2 separate regions of the Homo sapiens genome follow, and region 2 is linked to region 1. A link is an interaction called in ENCODE POLR2A ChIA-PET data of the cell type or tissue named here. Cell type or tissue: Caco-2. All regions are shown on one strand. Links, peaks and the distances in the headings refer to the core of each region. The heading gives the core; the rest is flanking DNA. Region 1 holds the start of ISM2 (isthmin 2). Region 2 has its middle 17 kb from the start of SPTLC2.

What was found. ChIA-PET counts read pairs that join two places held together with the same protein. Peaks named below come from ENCODE experiments on the same cell type or tissue, not always from the same donor. Only the 100,000 strongest peaks of a DNase experiment are listed, where the experiment ranks them.
Region 2: POLR2A ChIA-PET joins it to region 1 with 7 read pairs; 2 of 35 experiments call an interaction of 5 or more read pairs at or near these places.

Annotation. Positions count from the first base shown.
Region 1 is chr14:77,497,662-77,500,569 of GRCh38, forward strand. ISM2 (isthmin 2) reads right to left here and starts at 1,155. Exons shown (of 7, transcript NM_199296.3): 1 at 992-1,155. The coding sequence starts at 1,132. RefSeq lists silencers at 639-698, 739-948, 1,219-1,408 and an enhancer at 1,779-1,838. In Caco-2, for the core only: no CTCF peak of the experiment used is centred there; DNase peaks (open chromatin) are centred at 641, 1,130 and 1,710; H3K4me3 peaks cover 1,728 bases.
Region 2 is chr14:77,631,883-77,634,790 of GRCh38, forward strand. No RefSeq gene overlaps it. Among named protein-coding and RNA genes, the nearest start is that of SPTLC2, 17 kb to the left of the region's middle. In Caco-2, for the core only: no CTCF peak of the experiment used is centred there; no DNase peak of the experiment used is centred there.

The DNA.
Region 1 (2,908 bases), core at 151-2,650:
CCAGCCTGGGTGACAGAGAGAGATCCTGTCCCAAAAATAAAATAAAAGAGAGGGAGAAAGAAAAAGTAGGAAGGAAGGAGGGAGGGAGGGAGGGAGGGAGGGAGGGAGGGAAGGAAGGAAGGAAGGAAGGAAGGAAGGAAGGAAGGAAGGAAGGAAGGAAGGAAGGAAGGAAAAACGGCAAGATGGGAAGAGCTATTCGGGCCTCCTACAGCTTAGTACATGGAAGGACCCAGGACCCAAGACCTAAGACCACCTGCCACATAGGACTGCTCCTGCATACCCTAATACAAGTCTGGCTGTCTTTGTCCCCATGGGAATGAACGTCCGCTGCATTCCAGGGGGCAATAAGCTGGACTGTAGACCCCTCAGTGACTGGAAGACACAGGGTTTGACAGACCATGGCTTCTCTCCATGGCCAACACCACTCTTCCATCTCATTCCTGTTTTATACCCCAATGCCCACCCACAGGCCACGAGGACAGAGCCAGTCTCAGGCTGGCCACCCCTGCCGGCGGCTGGAGAGCCCCACTGTGCCTCCGCTTGTCTCATGGAAGGGGCTCACCTGACCGTTTGAACCTCAGCGGCCCTGGCCCGCCACTCCGCAAAGCGCCAGATTCCTCGCACCGGCGGGACTCCTCTCCGAGCTAGCGCGCACCTGGAAAGGGGGCTGCAGGCGAGGTCCGCTCAGGGCGAGGAAGCCCGGCCACCGTGGAGTGTCGGCCACCTCACTCCGCACAGAAGTCAAACTTGTCACCCGGCTGGTCCGCGGCAGCCCGGCTCGCGGTCACGCGCGAGGAGTGGAAGCCCCGAAGTCCGGCGCACCTGGGCAACGCCCGGTGTCCGGGAGCTTCCGGCCGGCCCCGGCCCCTCTCTCCATCGGGGGGTCGCTGCCTGTGTGTGTCCCGGTCCCGCTCCCCGCACGGCTGGAGCCGGCGGGCTGGGGAGGTGGGACCGACAGCGCGCTCCGCAGCCCGGTGCCGCCGCCACTCACCTCTGCGAGCCTCGTGAGGCTCCCAGGCCGTGGTCCGCGGAGCCGCGGCTTCTTCACGGGGAGCCCTAGCGCCGCCTCCAGCAGCGCCGCCAGCAGCAGCACGCAGAGGAGGAGCCCGGCTCGGTCGCGGAGCGCACGCATCGTCTCGGTTCCGAGGCTGCTCTGCCTGCACCTCTGCACGCGGCCGCGAACCCAGTCGCGCCCCGCCTCGCCTCCTCCGGGGGCGGGACCCGGCGATCCTGAGGGGCGCGCGGGGCACGGGGCCGCGCGGGGCGGGGGCGCGCAGCTCGCACAGCCTCTCTGGCCCCGGCTCCTCGCGTGGGCGCCCGCACAGCTCTAGGGTCCGCGCACCTGGACGTCCCCCACCCTCCTCCGAGGGGCCCCTCGGCGCTCCCCGACCCGTCTTGACCCTGTGGGCGGCTCTCTTTGATCTGGCCGCCTCCCCGCCCTCAGTCCCCGCCGCTGTCGCCGTCGCAGCCCCCAGCGAATTCCTGTTCGCGGGAAGCTGCGGCCCGGCGCGCTCCGGCCCTGCGCTGCGACTCCTGCGGGGCCCTGAGGGTCCGACGCCACCTCTGCCCTCCCCGACCGCGCTCCAACTGCGACCTGGACCGGCGGTGCCGCGCGGGCGAGGGAGGCGCAGCCCGACGGGAGAGTGGCGCGAGTCTTCGGATGCCGGGCAGATGTTTGGTTATGCCTCGAGGAAGGTTTGCTGGGGAGGAAGCCTAGAAGTAACTCCCCCAGGGCTCTTCCCAGTCTACTGCCGGAGGTGGAGACCAGAGCAGAGGCACAAGCCAGCACCTGCCATTCTGCACCCAGTGTCCTCGGAATGTTCTCAGAGCACTTTTAAAAACCGGAGAGTCGGCCGGTGGCTCACGCCTGTAATCCCAGCAGTTTGGGAGGCCGAGGCAGGAAGATCACTTGAGGTCAGGAGTTGAGACCAGCCTGGCCAACAAGGTGAAACCCCGTCTCTACTAAAAATACAAAAATTAGCCGGGCGTGGCAGCGCGCACCCGTAGTCCCAGCGGGTGGGAGCCCCGAGGTCCGGCGCACCTGGCCCACACACAGGTGGGAGAATCGCTTGCACCTGGGAGGCAGAGGCTGCAGTGAGCCGAGATTGCACTATTGCACTCCAACCTAGGCGACAGAGTGCGACCCTGTCTCAGAAAACAAAACAGGAGAAAGTTGAGACTCAGATGTGAGGATAAAGTCCCAGAAGGACAGCCGGGAGTCTGGTCGTCGCCTAGTTGTATCCTGGGTGAAACAGTGAAACTGCCCACTTCATCCAGTGGGACCCTTGGTGCAGGGATCCTCACGTAGGCCACGAGGGTCACCAAGATGGCCTGCCTCTGAGCAACCGACACAAAACCTTAGCTTGTGGCAAAGATCAGGAACTCTTGAGAGGCAGTGCCAATCTGGATGGGGCAGCTTGGGAATGTGAACGCAGTGACACCAGGTAGGGGGAGGGGTTGGGACAGGTCGGTGAGGAGCAGTCACAAGGCACTGGGGACATGCCCACCCAGGGGTCATAGCAGGGCGCACAAAGGATGACTCAAGTTTCAGGGCAGGGTTGGTGGATCCCCAGGGGTGGTAGAGAGGATGAAGAGCAAGCCCAGCTACTGGTGTAAACTGCTGGGTCTGGGTCAAGTTAGAGTAAGACTGTGGGGGGACTGTGTGCTTTTCTGGAACTACTCCTATTCCCAGGGGCACAGCTGCAGGGTTTTGAATGGTGCATCACAGGGATGACAACCTGGGTCTGGATTCGGCCATGGGGACTGGAATCTTTCACCATTTACCAAGTAGGTGATATTATTGGACAAATTATTTGACGTCTTCGTGCTCTTGTCATCTGTAAAAGTGTGGGGGCCCGGGAGCAGGAGAGGTTACCCCTCTCACCTGGGCACCAAGTGTGAGAAGTGT
Region 2 (2,908 bases), core at 129-2,628, 130 kb after region 1:
TTCTTACTGCACTTATATAAATAATCATATTGCCATAAGTTAAGAATACTCACAAATCATTTCCAAATTCTGGAGAAATCAGGTAGAGAGAAACAAATATCCTCCAAATTTTGTTTACAGGAGTACTCAATTTTAAAAGCTGTAAATAGCTCAAAAGAACAGCTTTCTTGACTTTGAAAAACAAAGGATTAGCAATGTTTTAAGCAAAAAGGTAAAAAAGATTACTTCAGTCAATTAATTCCAGTTTTGCTTGACATTTATGAACACATTAGTTTTCCAAGACAATCTTGAAAGTTCTTTCTTCTTCATTTTAATGTTAAAATCTCCAAAGAGCACCTGTTCTATAGCTTATTATAAAACCACCTTTTTTTTTTAGATAAGATCTCATTCTGTAGCCAATGCTGGAGTGCAGTGGTGTGATCTCAGCTCACTGCAAACTGCAACATCTGATTCCCAGGATCAAGCCATCCATCCACCTCAGCCTCCTGAGTAGCTGGGACTACAGGCACCCACCAGCACATCTAGCTAATTTGTTTATGATTTCGTAGAGATGGGGTTTCACCATGTTGCCCAGGCTGGTCTCAAGCTCCTGCACTCAAGTGGTCCTCCTGCCTCAGTCTCCCAAAGTGCTGGGATTACAGGCATAAGCCACCATGCCCAGCCTGTAAAACCACCTTTTAAAAAGAGTTAAAACAAGACAATGATTGTCTGTGGATGACAAAAAGTCTTAAGGCCACCACAGTCAAAGACACAATTGACAAGGAAATGTGTTACCTCTGTGGTATGCAATAATTTAACATAACAATTACAATTATTACTGATAGCATATACTAAGTTATATCAGAATTACAGGAGTTTCACACAGTTTTGGAACACATACCAACAACCTATTTATACAAATACAGTTCAAAGAAAGCCAAATTTTACCTTTGCATTAGAGTACTATTGATGTTAAACCCAATTCTTAATAAAACCTCATAGACAAATCTATCCAATCTTAATTCATTTAACCATAGGTAAGATTCTCATAAAACTTTTATGACCCTTTATAGTTTTCTGTTAAAGAGCAGAACAATGCTCTAAGAAAACTATGTTATGCTTTTATTCCAATGTTCAATTTATGGATAAACTGAATAATATACCCCTTTAATTTTAGCCAATATGTTCACATACAGATTAATCTTTTGCAATCCTTCCACAATTTGCTCAAACCTTTGGCTTTATTTCAACTTAAAACTATCCTTTAACCCTCTAAACGAAGCAAAAAAAATTCACATTCTCATGCCTTCTCTTTTTTGTATTACTTATTTTGTTTTGTTTTGTTTTGCTTTTTTGAGGCAGGGTCTTGCTCTGTTGCCCAGGCTGGAGTGCAGTGGCATGATCTCAGCTCACTACAACCTCCGCTTCCCAAGTTCAAGTGATTCTCCTTCCTCAGCCCCCCGAGTAGCTGGAATTAAGGGTGTGTGCCACCATGCCTGGCTAATTCTTTGTATTTTTAGTAGAGATGAGGTTTCACCACGTTGCCCAGCTTGGTCTTGAACTCCTGACCTCAAGTAATCCACCTGCCTTGGCCTCTCAAAAGTCTAGGATTACATGCATGAGCCACTGCACCTGGCTTTCATGCCTTCTTGTAATCTTTTACCAAAAGCACATTCTACTTTTCTTATACACCTTGCATGGAAAACTGTTTTCTCCAGTAGTCTCAAGTGAATGTTACACAGTTAACTCTTTTTTTTTTCTTTTATTTTTGAGACAGAGTCTCACTCCATCACCCAAGCTGGAGTGTCATGGCATGATCTCAGCTGATTGCAACCTCTACCTCCCAGGTTCAAGCGATTCTCCTGCCTCAGTCTCCTGAGTAGCTGGGGCTACAGGTGCATGCCACCAGGCCCAGCTAATTTTTGTATTTTTAGTAGAGACAGGGTTTCACCATATTGGCCTACACTGTTAACTCCTAGCAACATTTACTTTTTATGAAAAACCTGGTAAGAAAACAATTCTAATTATGTACTAGCTTTGGAGTCTAGGACACTAGACGGAAGTGCAGATAAGGTCTGACTTTTTCCAGCATAGTTAGGGGGCATGACTAACTCTGTATGTGCCCAGGCCTTACCTAGAATTTAATGGCTTTTTTTTTTTTTGAGATGGAGTCTCACACTGTCACCCAGGCTGGAGTGCAGTGGCACGATCTCGGCTCACTGCAACCTCTGCCTCCCAGGCTCAAGTGATTCTCCTGCCTCAGCCTCCCAAGTAGCTGGGATTACAGGTGCCCACGACCACACTCACTTAATTTTTTGTATTTTTAGTAGAGACGGGGTTTCACTATGTTGGCCAGGCTGGTCTCAAACTCCTGACCTCGTGATCCATCCACCTCAGCCTCCAAAGGGCTGGGATTACAGACATGAGCCACTTCACCTGGCCAAATTTAATGGCTTTAAAGAAGGCAAGTTGTAAATTCCTTTCACGAATCTTTTCACAACTTATACAGACCATCTATGACATGGTTGGACTTTCTGACTTGTCCTAAATGTCTGTCTTTTTAAACAACCAGTTATTTTATTTTAGGACAAGAATTTACCATACAAGATCCTTTTTCATACAAAGTCTCTTTTCTTGTAACACTCTTTACCAAAAATACCTCTTTACCTTTATAACTTTTGAATTAGACAAAAGTTATTTTCTTTCTGTTAGGAAGTTATGGTTTGTTGCTGTGCAAGTCCTGTAAAATGGGAGCAGATAAAGAGGTTACCTATATATGGTAGAAGTTATCCCCCACTAAAGTGATTGCTCAGTTAGATTTCTTGTTCAGGCTTGTTTGAGTAAGTGTGGGCTATTTTTTTTTTTTTTGAGATGGAGTCTCGCTTTGTCGCCCAGGCTGGAGTGCAGTGGCGCCATCTTGGCTCACTGC